Regions from separate parts of the Homo sapiens genome. Here region 1 is linked to region 2. The links are chromatin loops, found by intact Hi-C in ENCODE. Cell type or tissue: heart right ventricle. All regions are shown on one strand.

Region 1 (8,000 bases), 360 kb before region 2:
GGGGGATTTTAGGTGGTGGTGAGAAAATGGGGAAAGAAATCACATTCGTTGACCTCTGCTTACAGCTGGGATCCCCACGCAGCTGAGAAATTTCCAGGAAATTACCTGGGTTCAATGGAGGAACTTAACACTTCAAGCTGTCACCTGGTGGGAAAGGGTGGTGGCAAGAAGTAACAAGATCTCCCAAATGGATCCAACCAGAGAGAAGGCCTCCTCATTTCCTTCTCAGCCAAGCCCACGGGGGCCCTGGAAGACAGAGGTTGCCGGGGCATCCAGGGTCTACACGGGCTGAGCTCCCCAGACCTGGTGCAAGGGGGCCAGGCATTCCCGCCAAGGCTCTGCCACCTACCCAGCAGGACCCATGAGCTCAGCACCTTTCTGGACTTGAGGAGATGGGTCTGGTTTTGGCCTTTTCCCTCCAGACTTCCTTCTGTCTCTGCCTCTCCACTGACACCTGCCTCTGCTGTCCCCCAGGACATTCCACTCTCTTCTCTAAGGCTCAGGCCTGAGGGGTTGCTGGTGGGCAGATTCCATCTCATGGTTGAGCTGTTTGGCCTCAATGGCATTTTATCTCTCTCTCTCTCTGTGTCTCTCTCTTTCTCTTTTTTTTTTTTTCACATTGAGCCATCTTCTTACAGCTGAGGTTTTCATATAAAAAAGCAAGTTGCTGGTTTCTCTTTAAAAGTAGGGCAATCTGGCAGTTCTGGGCTTGTGTAAAAACAATTCGGTAGAGCTAAAAACAGGGGCTTCTGATAAAGCCTGAGCTCCCAGCAGCCAAAGGACTTATCACCCCACAAAAAAATCCCTTCCTGCACTCATTTATATCAACCCCTGCCCCTGCAGACACGTATTGTAGGTTTTAACTAGAAACAAGAGGATTAGCTTTATTTAAACAGCAAAACTGCTTAAATGAGATAATATATGTATTGGGAATGGTGCCTGGCACCTAACCTAATCCTTAGTTAATTAATATTTATTGAGCAAATCATCTTGATTATTAAAAAGACAGGCCAGCTGGACACAATAAGAATGCTAGCTCAGAGCTGGCACTTGAGGGTTCGGTAGAATATTCATGGCTTGGAGGTGGGGGCTATGATACGAGCCCATATAATCAGAGAAGTTCAGATGGGAAATGAGAACCACTTGGTAGCCTAAATTCAGAGAAACTAAAGCCAGCCTAACGCTCTGAAGCTGGCAAGTGTTCATTTTTGGAAATCAGAAAGTGATGATGTGTTATCCCAAGAGACTCCTGGGACAAGATGCAGTGAGCAGCCATTCACAAAGACTACCTTGAACCGGGCTCTTTCCCTACATTTTGTTATTATATCCTCGCTACAACCTTCTGAGGTGGAAATTAATATCCCCATTTTACAGATGCATAAACTGTCTAGTGAGGGTGACAGATAGTATTGACATGACCAGAAGAATAAATATAAATGAGATAAATTCTCTCTGAAGGAAAGGAATAGGGATTTACAATGGTGTAAAACAAAGGAAGTGGGGCCTGGTCTAAGCGATCAGGGAATGTCTCTTTAAAGAAGTGACATTTAAGCTGAGGTCTAAAGGATTAGATGAGTGTTAAATAGGAGGAGACTGGGCAGGAGGGAAATCTTCTCCATGGCTCTCAATCCAGACACACAATTTGAACCACCTGAGGTTCACAAACACAAAGAAAGTATCGTGACCTGATACAGTCCCAGTCTAATTAAATCAGTAGAACCCAGGTGCCGATGTTTTTGTTTCTTTTTATTTTATTTATTACTATTTTTTGAGATGGAGTCTCGCTCTGTCACCCAGGCTGGAGTACAGTGGCACAATCTTGGCTCACTGCAACCCCTGCCTCCTGGGTTCGGGCGATTCTCCTGCCTCAGTCTCCTGAGTAGCTGGGATTACAGGCGCCCAACATCACACCTGGCTAATTATTCTATTTTTAGTAGAGATGGGATTTCACCATGTTGGTCAGGCTGGTCTCGGACCCCTGACCTCAGATGATCCGCCCGCCTCGGCACCCCAAAGTGCTGGGATTATAGGCATGAGCCACTGTACCTGGCTGGTACCAATGTTTTTAAAAGCTTTATGGTTGAACCACTGAAATGAAACAAAAAGTAAATCCAAAGCTCATATACTCTAGCCAAACAATAGCCATTAATAGCTATTAAGTAAATAGAGGAGATGCTCAGTGATAATGAGCAGGTAGATCATCAGCATCCTTGTCATCACCACTACATCTGCCTCCTCCAGATCATTTGGTAGCCAAGTCCAATGTCAAAGGAATAAAGGAAATCTGCCTCTGTTGAGGGCTTGCTGTATGTCACGCACTATGCTAAATTCTTCACTGTTTCATTTAACGTTTACCGAAACCCTTATTATTTTACAAATGAGGACGTTGAGGCTCAGAACAAGGCACCAATTTACCCAGGATTTCACAGCTCATCGGGGCAGTGGGGGACCCTCTTCCAGGCCCACCTGGCTGTAGAGACCACACTCTTTCCTGTCTCCATGCAGAGGGGCCTCCTGCTCACTTTAGCTCCCATTTCCCAGCCTGACTGCCTTGATTGGGCCGCATTTCTTTGTTCTGACCTCAAAAAGAGTTTTGTAGATTTGTGCCCACTTTTCTCATCACGCTTAAGAAAAGTGACCAAAGCTGAACCAAGCTATCTAGGTTCAAATGCTGCTTACTGGCTATCGGGCCCCAAACTATCTGTGGAACTTCTTTGAGCCTCAATTTTTTGTTTTCTATAACATGGGAATAATATCAGTACCTCCCTCATAAGTTTCTTATGAAGATTAAGTATGTATGTGTTAAGATTCATATTAAGTGAGAATTACGCATGTACGCATATACATACAAGATTAAGTATGTATGTAAGCATATATATATACACACACATTTAGAATAGAGCATGAAATATAGCCAGTGTTCAGTTAATGTCAAGTATTGTTAATATTATCCTATGGGCTGGAGTGAGAGGCCTCCTGGGGTGTTTGCTTTCCAGCCCCCAATCGGGTGGCATCCTGGATAGGGTATCATCATACCTCTCCCCAGGAGATCAGGATAGGGAATTGTAAGAGCACTCAGGTTGGAGGTAGGATGTGCACCAGGGAAGCTCAGGCAGGAAGCTGCTGTCTTTCCTGGTCTCTGCAGACTAGGAGCAGCAGCCAGGGACCTGGGTTGACTGGGGGACGGGTCGGTGGGTGGGGTGAGATGACTATCACACCTCCTCTAAAAACAAGATGGGGCCTGGTGCGCTGGCTCATGTCTGTAATCCCAGCACTTTGGGAGGCCGAGGCGGATGGATCAGTTGAGGTCAGGAGTTTGAGACCAGCCTGGTCAACATGGTGAAACCCCATCTCTACTTAAAATACAAAAATCAGCCGGGCGTGGTGGCACGAGCCTGTAATCCCAGCTACTCGGGAGGCTGAGGCAGGAGAATCACTTGAACCCAGGAAGGGGAGGTTGCAGTGAGCCAAGGTCGTGCCACTGAACTCCAGCCTGGGCGACAGAGCGAGACTCCATCTCAATCCATCTATCAGTAAAATACAGGATGGAAGGGAACGCCCAGCTCTCAGTCAGCTGCCAGCCCACGGCCTTGGACGCCACTGATGTGAGCCTGTCTGGGCTGGGGCAGAAGGGGCCAGCGTCAGGTCCTCAGACAATTTCCTCCTGGTAGCCTGGCCTGAGGCCCACCCAACCCAGGGAGCCGGCCCTGGCCAGTTGCAGCCAGTACCACCTGGTGCCCAGCAGAGGGCAGCACAGGCCACAGGCTGGCTTTTTCTAGGTGAAATTTTGCTACAACGTGTAGCCTCTTGGGTTCGGTGTCTCCCCTGTACTTCTTTGCAGGCCGGAGAAGTCCCGGACATTATCACAGACACCCTGCCTCATCCCCAGCTTCTGAGGTCTTTCTGGACTCTGTTAGCATATTTCAGAGGTTCACTGCAAACCAGAAACGGGACTTTGAGCTTGTGTTCCAGGGCAGAGGGCCCCAGCGCCTGTAGGTGCAGACAGCGCACCCCCAACACCCCCGAGTTTCCGCCTCCTCATCTGGAGAGCGGGGCTGGACAGGATGGTTTTTGGGGCTTTTTTGCAAGCTCACCGGGGCCAAGTGAGCTATTTCCCCTTGCCATTCTCTCCCAGGAGGAGAAGGCATAAGATGATGCTGAAGGCACAGGCTCTGGAAGAGGACAGGGCCATGCTTATTCCTGCCTTGTTATGTGATTATGGACAAGCCTTCACTGACCCTTGGAGTGATGGATAAAATCCGTACCCCACAGGGTTACAGGAGAAGTAAGTGAGGGACCACGTGCACGGAGCCCAGCAAGGTGCTCAGGAAACAATGCTATTGTTTTTCAGGTTACATCTTGGGGAGACCACCCAGAGGACCTTCTTTCAAGGACAGGTACCTGGAATTTCTCTCCCTTTCCTACATCATCTTCTTGTTTTCATGCGCAGGGAGGCCACCACTACCTGAGCCAGACCACTCCCTTCTTAAGCCAGGGCCTGCAAATTGCTGCAGCACTGCCCCCTCGATCTCAATCAGACACCCACATTCCTGCCCACCATGCCCAAAGCCCTTCATTGACCAAGACCCTGGCCTCGTCCCAATCCTCTGTAAAGTACACATGCGTCTTCAATCCACCCTACAGGACTGTGGAGCCGAGAAGATGTGGGGCTGAGCATTTACCTTTCCATAAGTTCTCCAGGGGGTTCTGAGGCCCACAGAATCAAAGAGCCACTGCTCTAGGCAATGAGATAGTATTCTAAAACAATTAATGAAGGCCCATGATGGGGACAGGAGAGCCATTATGCAAATTCCGGCCATTCGAGGTTATTAATTTGCAGGAGAGACTGTAGACGCTGGGTAAAGAATGCCCACAATATTAGGCAGTCAGGAGGCTACCCTGCAGGGCCTGTTCCTGCTCCGCCTGGTGAGCAGAAAGGTCTCAGGGACCAGCTTTAAAGGATGACAGGCCTCCCACTGGGTCACAGGGCACAGCTGCCAGGACTGAGGCCAGAATGAAGGCGATCGCCCATCCGGCTCAGTGGTTCTCAGTCTTGGGTCAGCACTGGAATCCCCAGGAGGGAACACGGAAACCCCGAGAGCTGGCTCCGCCCCTAGAGCTGACCTCAGTAAATCTGAGATGAGGCCAGAGAAATTGCATTTCGACAAGTTCCCAGGTGTTGCAGCGCAGGTGTGTGCATGCATGCATGCATGTGTACTTGTGTCTGTGCCCGTGCATGTGTGTGTTCCCCTGTTTTCTGCTTTCTGCAGTGTTTTAGCTCAGACTTCCTGATTGGGGTCCCATTCTTGACCAGAGGCCCAGTCTAGACCTAGAAGAATACTAATACATGCCCAGCTGTTTAGAGCCCACAAGCCCTCTCATGGCCCTTGTTTCCAGGCCCCATAACAGCCCCATAAGTTTGTTTTAAAAGTGCATCTGTAGGGGAGAAAAGATTTCTTTCCTCATCCATCACTAGGTTCATGGCTGAGGCACCTGTAACAAAAGACAGACTCACAAGAGAAAAGCAACCAAGTAATTTAAGTTTTGTGTGACATGGGAGCCTTGAGAAATGAAGACCCAAAGAAACAGGGACATCTATGTGATTTTTTGCCAAGTTTGATGAAGAAGCAGATAATTGTGGAGAAGTATAATCGGAAAATGGGGGTATGATTTGATGGTAATGACCTAAGTGGCATTTGGAAGGCCTGTTTCTTCAGATTCTTCTCTGCGTCTCTGCATCTTCATAGAGAAGGACTTTCCTTCCCTGTGGGTCTAGGGAAGGCACCTCTTAAATGAAGGTTTCATGACCCACTTGAGAATAAATTCAGGAAATTCTTTTATGGCCTGCTTCAGGGGAGAAGGGCAGGAGAAGGTCAGAGAGCGACCTTCCTTCTTCTGTGGTTTTCTCAAATGCCAAGGTGGCAGATCTGGGACAGTGTGTCCTGAACTCCCTCACAACCATGGCTGTCTGCAGGCCAGTCACTCAACGGCCATGAATGTGTATTGACTTGTGAGATCCTCCAAACAAACCTTCAAATCTCTGCTCACCCCCATTTGAGAGACCAGAGATGAGCCAAGAGACATGAAGCAACCTTCCCAAGGGAGCAGAGCCAAGATTTGAACCAGGGCTGTTGGGCCAGTGAGCAAGGGCTTGAAATCCAGTGCAGCACAGGTATCTTCCTCAGCAGGCTCAGAGACAGGAGGTGGACCGGCCGGAGCAGAACGGACCCTCCCCTTCAAAGCGGGACTCTGCCCTTGAGCCCTGAGCAGCCACTCTGGACAGGGTCCACAGAGGAAGGCAATCCTCCAGCCCGCCATGCTTCCTCTGACCTCTTCCCTCTCTCAGATGGAACTGCAAGAAGATCCCAAACCATCCAGGTTTCCCCTACCTCTGGGCCTTTGCACAGCCTTCAGAGCAGCCCTGAGGTGATCTCCTGGGCCATCAGCACATGACCGAACAAACCTTGGGCCACCAAGCTCCTTCCCCGGAGTTGGCTCTGAGGCCAATCCCCCGATTTCACACCATTTTACCATTCCTAGCCTTGGTCCCTCCACAGAGCCCCCTGTTTGCTCCCCGCTGTGCTTCCTGGCACCAGCCTCAGTATTTCCAGAAACACATGCAGAGACTCAAGGCTTGGAGGACTGGCTTTATCGAGAGGCTCTGGAAGGCTCTCTGACCCCAGTGGAATTTGGCTCTCTCCGTCCCTCCAGATGTTACTCAGGCCCCAAACCTTGCCCAGCCTTGTTAGTGGCTTCTCCTTCCCACACAGGCTGTGCCACCCCTTCTCCCTCAGCCTGGACCCCAGACCAGTACTGAGCTTTTCCTGTCAGCCCCTTGGGTCACTGCAGACAAGGCTCTAGTGTTCAAACTCTGGCTTGAGCTCAGAGCAGGGCCCACTCTGGGCTTGAAAATACCTCGTGTGGGGACAGCAGGGCACACTGGAGAGGTGAGGAGGGTCTCCTGTCCTAGGCTGAGGAGCTGGCCCAGAGGCAGCCCTGGCCTCCTCGCCACTCCCCTGAAATCAATTCCTCATCTGAGGGAGCTTTCTAAAATAAAATTTAAAAATTGCCCACGGACCTGCCCAGCTTAAAGCCTTTGCAAGGCTGCTCTTGACCCCAGCATGAAACCCAAGCTCCTCTCCATCCTGGCTGCCAAGGCCCCAAGCCACTCGCCCAGCCCACCAGCCTCACCACACTCCCATAGACTTCCCCACTCTTGGGTGGGGGTGGGAGGGCTACACGAAGCTCTAAAGTCAGCCCGTGCTCTTTCTCACCCCCAAGCCATTGCACAGCCTGCTCCCTTGGTCTAGAACACTCCCTGTATCTGACTTCGACATGTTTCTTCCTCCAGGAAGCCCTCCCTGATGCCCCATTCCCCCTCCAAGGACTGCCCAGCATCTGGAGCACCCTGTACCGAGCGGCACACTGTGGTGCTGGAAACATCCTTGTTGTACTCCTCTGTGCCTGGACACTGCATGTGGGCCTGTCCATACGCCACCCAGACCCCTCGGGTACCTTTCACCATTTCTGAGCACTCTTCCCCTGGCTTCTGTGTGTTTTTGCTTCTAAGAATCTGTTGGGAAGAAAATATTCCCTCTCTATCAACTTAGATCCTAGTGGTAGGGTGGAGGGCTACAAATCAACTGACAATGGACAGATTCACAGGAGAAAAAAACAATCAGTTGTACTCACATGCCTGGGGAAGACTGAACAGCTGGGAATAAGGGCTTCTATACCCACTTAATAAACCGGGTGAACTGAATGGGGTTAGGGCTGCTGTGGAGGCCCAGGAATCAATCAGAAGCCTTCAGCTTTCACCTCCCATCCCCCGTTCCCTGACCCCATGCCACCAGATGCAAATAAGAAGGAAACTTTAATTCCACAAATTGAAGCATTTATGAAGCTCAGCAGGCAACCTGGCAGGCAGGCAGGCACAAGTGAGGAACAAGGGCCCCGGGCTGGGCTGCCTTCCAGGCAGGTCCCCTCGACACAGGCCACTG
Region 2 (8,000 bases):
ACAGTGAGCGAGTATTGGTTTTGAAAGTAAAATAACATTAATGAGTGGCTGAATCATGCCCTAAGCTCCAGAATGGCCAGATTCTAGAAAGTGGCTTGTTTCACAGAAGTTGCCACAGAGAAGGTAATCAACCCAGGGCTGCCTGAGAATGGGGCCTGAGCCTGAGCACCCCCATTCTGCTGTCACCAGCATGACAGGTCACAGGCTGGCCTGCCTGGCTACCCCCTGCTCCCTCAGAGGGACGCCTGACAGCAGCTCCTGAAGCTGAGGAGGCCGGGCCCCTGGGCCATGCCCCACGGATGGTCCTCACATACACACCAGCTGGAAGGCTTCAGGAAACACAGGGACAAGGTCTAGGAGGTCACGACAGCAGCAAGGATCCTCGGGTCAACTAAGGCCCAGGCCCCAGCCTGCTCTGAAGGAAGAGAGTACCGGGGGGGAGGCAGCCAGCCCTGGATTCAAAGTCTCCCCTGGCACTCACTAGCATGGTGTCCTTCCCATGCACCTGTTTCCTTGTCGTAATAATATAGGGATTAACCCGCCCACCACACAAGGCCACTGTGAGGATGGAGTGAGCTCTGTGGGACAGCACCTAACTCATGACCTCCTGACACTGGAGGCTCTCAGGTTTTTGTTTCCTGTCTACATGACTGACCCCACAAGCCTAGACCTGGGGATAAATAAAAGAATGTCTGGCTTGGTCAAGGTGAGTGTAGAGTTGAGAGTGTCCTTCCTGGTAAAGCTGGGACAAGGACAGGGCAAGGATAGCCTTGGCTCCCAGCAGATATGGCCCAGAGGATAAACTGGCTGCATTTCTGGTGCTGATGAACCACTCTCCAAACAAGGTCCCAGTCTTAATTTGGGATAGATTTAAAACATAATCCTGGTCCAGGCATAGTGGCCCATGCCTGTAATCCCAGCACTTTGGGAGGCCAAGGCAGATGGATCGCTTGAGCTGGTTCGAGACCAGCCTGGGCAACATGATGAAACCCCATCTCTACCAAAAATACAAAAAAATTACCCAGGTGTGGTGGTACATGCCTGTAGTCCCAGCTACTCAGGAGGCTAAGGTTGGGAGCATCGCTGGAGCCTGGGAAGTTGAGCTGCAGTGAACCGAGATCATGTCCCTGCACTTCAGCCTGGATGACAGAGTGAGGCCCTGTTTAAAAAAAATAAAAAATTAAAAAAAAAAAAAACATAATCCTCCAAAATGAAGTCATTCCTGGAGGGAACACAGGGAGAAGGAGCTGTAACCGAAAGGTATGGAAAGAGGCTGCTTCCTATGCATGCTGAGAAAATGCTGTACCGACCACCCACCAGAGAGAGAGGCTGGCCAGGAGCAGGTGAGCCTGTTGCACGGCCTTCCACTTACCTTGCCCCCTGTTTCCCAGGTGATTCCTACTTCAGCCCCTTGGTGTGAGCAGCTTCTCAACATGAACTACAGCCTCCACTTGGCCTTCGTGTGTCTGAGTCTCTTCACTGAGAGGTGAGCTTTGCTACCCCCAGAATGGCCTCCATCTGCGTTGCTTTGCATTCGGGCATGTGGTGGGAGGGGGCAGCTCCTCCTATTCACCCACAGCAAGGCAAAACCCGGTCCACTCACTTCCCTGGAGCACCGAACAATGAAACTTCCTGCCATTTACTCTATTTACAGAACACAAGCTTCCAATATGGTCATAGATGAATGAACCCTTATGTTTTTAAAGAAGAGACTTGGAGGGTTTCCAAATTACCATGATATTTTGATCTATGGCAAATGGGTAAAAAATGGAGATACTAACTCAATAGCTGAAAACTAAGAGATTTTTCTGTAGGAATGTCACTGCTGGTACATGGGCAAGGCACATACACCCACACACACGTGGGCAAACACAAGCTCAAGGGTGTGTACACGTGTTGATTCACACATAAACAAGCAAACACAACAAAGCCCATTTCTTTTCCAGGATGTGCATCCAGGGGAGTCAGTTCAACGTCGAGGTCGGCAGAAGTGACAAGCTTTCCCTGCCTGGCTTTGAGAACCTCACAGCAGGATATAACAAATTTCTCAGGCCCAATTTTGGTGGTAGGTCATCCTCTGTGTCCAGGACATCATTCAAAGGGACGAAAACAGAGACAATAAGCAGTGGAGGGTTTCGGGAGGTTTTAGTTGACTCCATTTTCTGATCTGCAGCCTGTTAAGGATTGGCAATGATGGATGAGGATGGCTACCAATGATTTTTCACACTGCCTGGAAAAAGGCACCCAGCCTCTCCACCTGCAAGATAAAGGAATGCTCCTTCTCACTGTGGAGGCTGCAAGAGCCTCCTAACACTCACACACTGTCGTCCTCCTGCCCCCACTTCCAGGGTCATTATTCAATGAATTCACCATGCGCCACCAGGCTACCCCATCTGGTCTTCCCCCTCCAGCCTGAGCCCTTTCAGCTGACTCCCCAAACTGCCATCTGGATGCCTCCTGGGTCATTGCCCTGTTGGAACACCTGTATGTGTCCCAGCATGCTCGCGTAGAGTCCAGGCACACTAGGCCCTTCCCAGCCCAGCCTTTATCTGTCTGCCATTCTCATCCACCCAAGTCCCCGCTCCTTCCCCTCCTACAATGCTCCCCAGTGTACTCAGAATGCTCCCTGACATCCCTGGCCTCTCCTGCCTCTATGCCTTTACAGAGGCTTTCTTCCTGGAATTGCTTCTTTAAACTTGACTCCCTAGAAAATATCAATTTTCCATCATGTCTCAGAGCAAACGCTGCCTTCTCTGAGAAGCCTCCCCTGATTCCTCCAGGCCCCATCCCCTTTCTTCACACTTCCTTGTGAACATGCCTCAAAATCATAGCCGTTCCCATTATGCTATAACTGATTTCATGTCTGTCCCGGCTCCAGGCTGCAGCCCTAGAAGGAGTCTGACTTCATTTCCCTCACTATCCCCCATAGAAGCTCAGTGCGTGACATATAACAAATTGCTGATTAATATCTGTTGAAAGAATAAAGCAAGGAGGGAGGGAGTGAGGCCAACTGCACAGCTCTTCATAGCAGAAAACAACAGAAAGAGCCTTGGCATTTAACAAACCTGAGTTTGGCTCCTAGCTCTCCTGCTTGGCAAGTGGTTTAGCCTTCTGTGCCTCACTGTCCCTTTCTGTAAAATGGGGACATCCATCTATCTCACAGGGAAGACTGAATGAAGTGTGTAAGCCTGAGGCACAGTGCCTGCCCCATCAACAGAGTGTGGGTTATTTTCATCCCTTCTCCTCCTTGCTCCTCCCCTCAGATAATAAAACCCTCTGGTCTGATCTAAGATTCATGTGGTAGTCCAGATCCTCCGGGCAGCAGATGCCAAGAGCTGATGACTTCTTCAAGCTATTTAGGGGGACTATGTCTAGAAGGGAGAATGAGGCAGCGGGAGAGGCAAGCTAGGAGAGCTGTCAGACCTGCAGGTCTGGCCTCAGGGAAGGAGAGAGGGAAGGAAGGGAGGTTGGGTGGAAGCATCTTAGATGGAAGGGCAGTCCTCAGTGTTTGGAATGACCACCAGGGAGTCCTTGAGCTACAGGTGCATTCAGAGGAGTCTCCCATCTCTGTGCCTCCCAGGAACAGGCCACTTTGATATCCCCACTGTGTTCAGTCTGTGGTTGGCTGTGGCCCATGAGAAGTGTGGCCTCGGAGCAAGTGTGGTGGTAGATTCCAAAGCACAGCAGCCGAGGCCCTCAGTCAATCACACCTGCTCAGTTGGAGATGGGAGAGATGCATTTTCATTCAGATTTGAGACACAATTAAGATGTGAGATCCTGACATTAAAGAACCTAAAGAGGCTCCAATATCCCCTGGTTTTCCCAGGCCCTACTGAACACGTATGACAAGCACGTGAGTCTGCACGCCTTGGTTAGTGCCACTCAACAATTTCTCTTGCCTCCCAAACCCCAAACAATTAAGTCAGAATACACTCCTTCTTGTTTGCCTACTCACTGGCCAACAAGGTGCAGGGTCCTTGGGCAAGGAGCTCATTCTGAGAACAGGGAGCCTGGGGTAGGCCTAAAGGGATGTGATGCCTCATCCCACCTGGGGTGAAAATGGGGCATGGAGTCTTCAGTTTAAAAAAGGGAAAAGCACAACCCCATACCCCTTGTTTTGTGCCTCTTGGCACTTCACTCCTGAAAATCCCTATACTTGCATGGCAGGCTGGAGGCCCACGGAGGGCCATTGCTCTCTGTAATGTCTGTGCACCCAGTTTTCAGGACCCCAAGTCCAAAAGAGACAAGACCTTCATAGGATTTCTTAGGGATTGAGCTGGACAAAGCAAAGGTTTGTAAGCAGGCACTAGTGAACACTACCCAGGAGCTGGCTTTGACCTCGTTCCTGGGAGAAAGCTGCCCTCTGGTGGCACAGCTTGCTTTTATAACTCAAGGGGAAGAAAGAGCAAGCTCTGGTCCAGTAGAAAAGCCAATTGAGGCAAAGCCTAGATTAGACGGTGTAGAATATAAACTGGACAGAAAGCACAGTGGAGCTCTCGTGTCTTTTCCATTCTCTGCATTCTTCAGGGAGGGCAACTAACACGGATCTATGGCACTTAAAGTAGATGCCGTAACCGTGCCAACCCAACTCTCAATGGTTGGCACTTGTCTCAGTCTGTTTTGTGCTTCTATAACAAAATACCTGAGGCTGAGTATTTATAATGAGCAGAAGTTTATTGGCTCACAGTTTTAGAGGCTGAGGAGTCCAATATCAAGGTGCTGGAATTTGGCAAGGGCCTTCTTGCTGTGTCATCAGATGGTGGAAGGTGAGAGGGTGAGAGAGAGGACAGGAGAGGGCTGAACTTGCCCTTTTATCATGGCACCAGTTCCACCATGAGGCTTAATCACCTCTTAAGGGTCCTACCTCTTAACACTCTTACAATGGCAATTAAATGTCAACAAGAGTTTTGGAGGGGACAAACATTCAAACCACAGTGGCTCTAGTAGCTCTGTTTTACAGGTGTGAAACTGTAGCATAGGCCAAGCGCAGTGGCTCATGCCTATAATCCCAGCACTTTGGGAGGCTGAGGTGGGCAGATCACCTGAGGTCAGGAGTTAGAGACCAGCCTGGTCAACATGGTGAAACCCCATCTTTACTAAAAATACAAACATTAGCTGGGCATGGTGGTGGGTGCTGTAATCCCAGCTATTCTGAAGGCCGAAGCAGGAGAATCACTTGAATCCAGGAGGCAGAGGTTGCAGTGAGCCATATTGCACCACTGCACCTCCAGCCTGGGCGACAAGAGGGAGACTCCATCTCAAAAAAAAAAAGAAAGAAAGAAAGACAGAAAAAGAAGAGAAACTGCAGCACAGAGAAACTTGAAATTTGCTGAAGATCACAAAGCTGTTAGGTGGCCTGAGTGGAATTCAAACACCTGTCTCTGACTCCAGGCTTCTCGTCTCAGAGCTGCACCTTGCTGCCCAGAGGGGCAGAAAGCCACTTAGCACCAGGTCACTCCAGCACCTTCCAGGGTGTGCCCTCAAAGATCTCGCCCTTTCCCACCAGATATTAACATTCAATTATTGTTCAATTGCATTGGCTCTAACACTTCATTTTCAAATTCCTACCTATATCCTATGGCTTAGTCTCCTTAGATTAATAAGTAGTTTGCCTTGCCGTATTCCTACCGATGAGATGTTTTTAAGCTTCTTTTGAAATCCGCCTGGCCTCTTCCTGGTTAATGCATTATCACAGTCCCCTGAGGTACCCCCGGGGGTTATTTATTGCAAGTGAATGCTATTGCATCTATTAGCCTGGTGAATAAAGTTGTCCCTTTTCCAAAATTAGCTAGGATTACGGAAGAGAGGGGGAAGGGAAGGGAAATGCCATTATTGAGCGCCTATTATTACGTGACTGATGGACATGACGCTGGGAGCTTTGTACAGATAACCAATGATGAACACCTTCAGGATGTCCGGCTAGGCAGGCACTTCTCTTACACTCCCCATTGCCGCCACTCCACAAAGACAATGTCACACGTCTAATCTCATTTAGCCCTTCCCATGACCCTGTGATGTCAGTATGATCTCCACTTGCAGGTAAGAGAACTGCAGCTCTGAAAGATTTAATAACTTTTCCCAAATAAAGAACTGGGAGGTGACAGAGCTGGGATCTAGGTCCATTATTCCACATCTCCATATAAAGAGAAGTAAACTTCCCTGACCTGGCCTGGCTTCTTGAAGGTGGCTCTGACACCTCAGTCTCTAGAGATAGAACTCTCTCTCTCTGAAGTTCAATCTGTCTGCTGAGACTCCAGGATTGAGGCCCAACAGTCTGCACACTGGACCAAGTGTGGAGGTTCTGAAATTCTAAATTGTTTAGGGTTCCAGGAGAGTAAAGGAAGAGAAGCAAAGTATCAGGAGGTCAGCAAAAGCTCAGCCATGAGTCTTGAATGCCTCTTGTGGTAAATTTACTTAGCCAAGTGGGGGATAAAACAACATCTGTGCGCAATCAGATTACCAAATCTGTTACCTTTCTAAACAATTAGTTCCTTACAAATGCCATAGGAAAAACCCTCCATGTAAGAAGTGGCAAATGTCTTAGCACTATGTTCCTTATGCGTTAATTCAGCGTGACCAACATGGAGAAAAAAATACAAATTAGCCGGGCTTGGTGGCACATGCCTGTAATCCCAGTTACTTGGGAGGCTGAGGCAGGAGAATCGCTTGAACCTGGGAGGCGGAGTTTGTGGCGAGCCGAGATCGTGCTATTATTGCACTCCAGCCTGGGCAAGAAGAGTGAAACTCTGTCTCAAAAATAATAATAATAATAATTAAAAAGCATTAATTATGCAGGTAGTCTCTCTTACATATTAAGATACCTATGTATGTGTGCATATTTTTCATACAAAAGAGAGGCACACCATACACAATGGTTACTCTTGAGAGGGGATAAGAAAATTTTTCTTTTTATATTTATAGAATATTTAAATTTTTCTAACAACCAAGCACAACTTTTGTAATTTTAATCTTTTTTAGAATGCACTAATATAGTATTAAGACAGCTCATGGTTGTGTTTCCATTCTTTCTTGTTTTTTTTTATCTTAGGAGAACCCGTACAGATAGCGCTGACTCTGGACATTGCAAGTATCTCTAGCATTTCAGAGAGTAACATGGTAAGCGCTGTTCCTTTGTACTCTACCCAAGTAGTCCCTCTCTGTGTGTTTAAAGGGGATATGCTTTCTAGCCGCTCAAAAAAAAAAAAAAAAAAAAAGAATGGCTCATGGCCCTCCTCCATTTGGAATGGCAGAAGCTGGAGTGCTATCTCCAAACTCAAGACAGTGGGAGATTCTTGTAGAGCAGATTTTCTGAGTAAGACAATGGAAGATTCTTGTAGAGCAGATTTCCTGAGTAGCAGGAAGAAAATCGGTTCAAGAGCCAGAAGGAGAGAAACCAGGCAATGAAGTGGGTACACTTGGTGATGGATAAAATTTGGGGAAAGGAATGAAAGTGTAGTAGGCAAGCCTGGCCATTACATGGTCTTTTATAATGGGGGAGACAACCCGAGGAAAACTGACAGCTGATGCTGACAACGACTGTCTCCCTTAAGAGAACATATTCGAGACAAGGGCAAACTAAAGGCAGTTTGCCAAGAGGGTATGCTGTGCATTCCAGATAAATCGTGGACAACCTAAGCACTTAGCCCACCAAAAAATTCAACAATTTGGTGGGGCCTTAGTGATCAGTGCAATGTGAGCTGTCACACCAAGTAAGTTAAAGTCTTGAACATGGCGTTCCCTTTTGGCAATAGGAGCTATTATCTAGAATAAATAAGGCGATTTGTTCTCTTATTGCAATATGCCACTAACCCAAGACTGGGGTAACTGGAGTGACTTATCAGTTACCCCAGTCTTGGGGTAGTGGCATATTGCAATTAGAATGGTAACTTTATTCACCAAAGTCTGTGTATTCTTGCTCTAAGTGGAGGTGGGGAGGGGAGTAAACTTTGACCACTTTCCTCCATTTGGTGGGGTTTTCTCACCCACTACCCCCATCCATT

The links. A loop is a pair of places that touch in the nucleus more often than their neighbours do. Peaks named below come from ENCODE experiments on the same cell type or tissue, not always from the same donor. Only the 100,000 strongest peaks of a DNase experiment are listed, where the experiment ranks them.
Region 1: it touches region 2 in a loop (4-fold over the local background); 10 of 110 quality-filtered maps call a loop at or near these places.

The regions. Positions count from the first base shown.
Region 1 is chr5:170,431,435-170,439,434 of GRCh38, forward strand. It overlaps a transcript of KCNIP1 not described here. Among named protein-coding and RNA genes, the nearest start is that of KCNIP1-OT1, 46 kb to the left of the region's middle. RefSeq lists an enhancer at 6,800-7,757. In heart right ventricle, CTCF peaks have their summits at 3,737 (motif pointing right) and 3,939; a DNase peak (open chromatin) is centred at 3,747; H3K27me3 peaks cover 390 bases.
Region 2 is chr5:170,787,183-170,795,182 of GRCh38, forward strand. GABRP (gamma-aminobutyric acid type A receptor subunit pi) reads left to right here. Exons shown (of 10, transcript NM_014211.3): 2 at 1,392-1,486; 3 at 1,947-2,065; 4 at 7,049-7,116. The coding sequence starts at 1,434. Among named protein-coding and RNA genes, the nearest start is that of GABRP, 7.5 kb to the left of the region's middle. In heart right ventricle, CTCF peaks have their summits at 4,371 (motif pointing left) and 4,571; a DNase peak (open chromatin) is centred at 4,359; H3K4me3 peaks cover 1,451 bases; H3K27ac peaks cover 3,285 bases.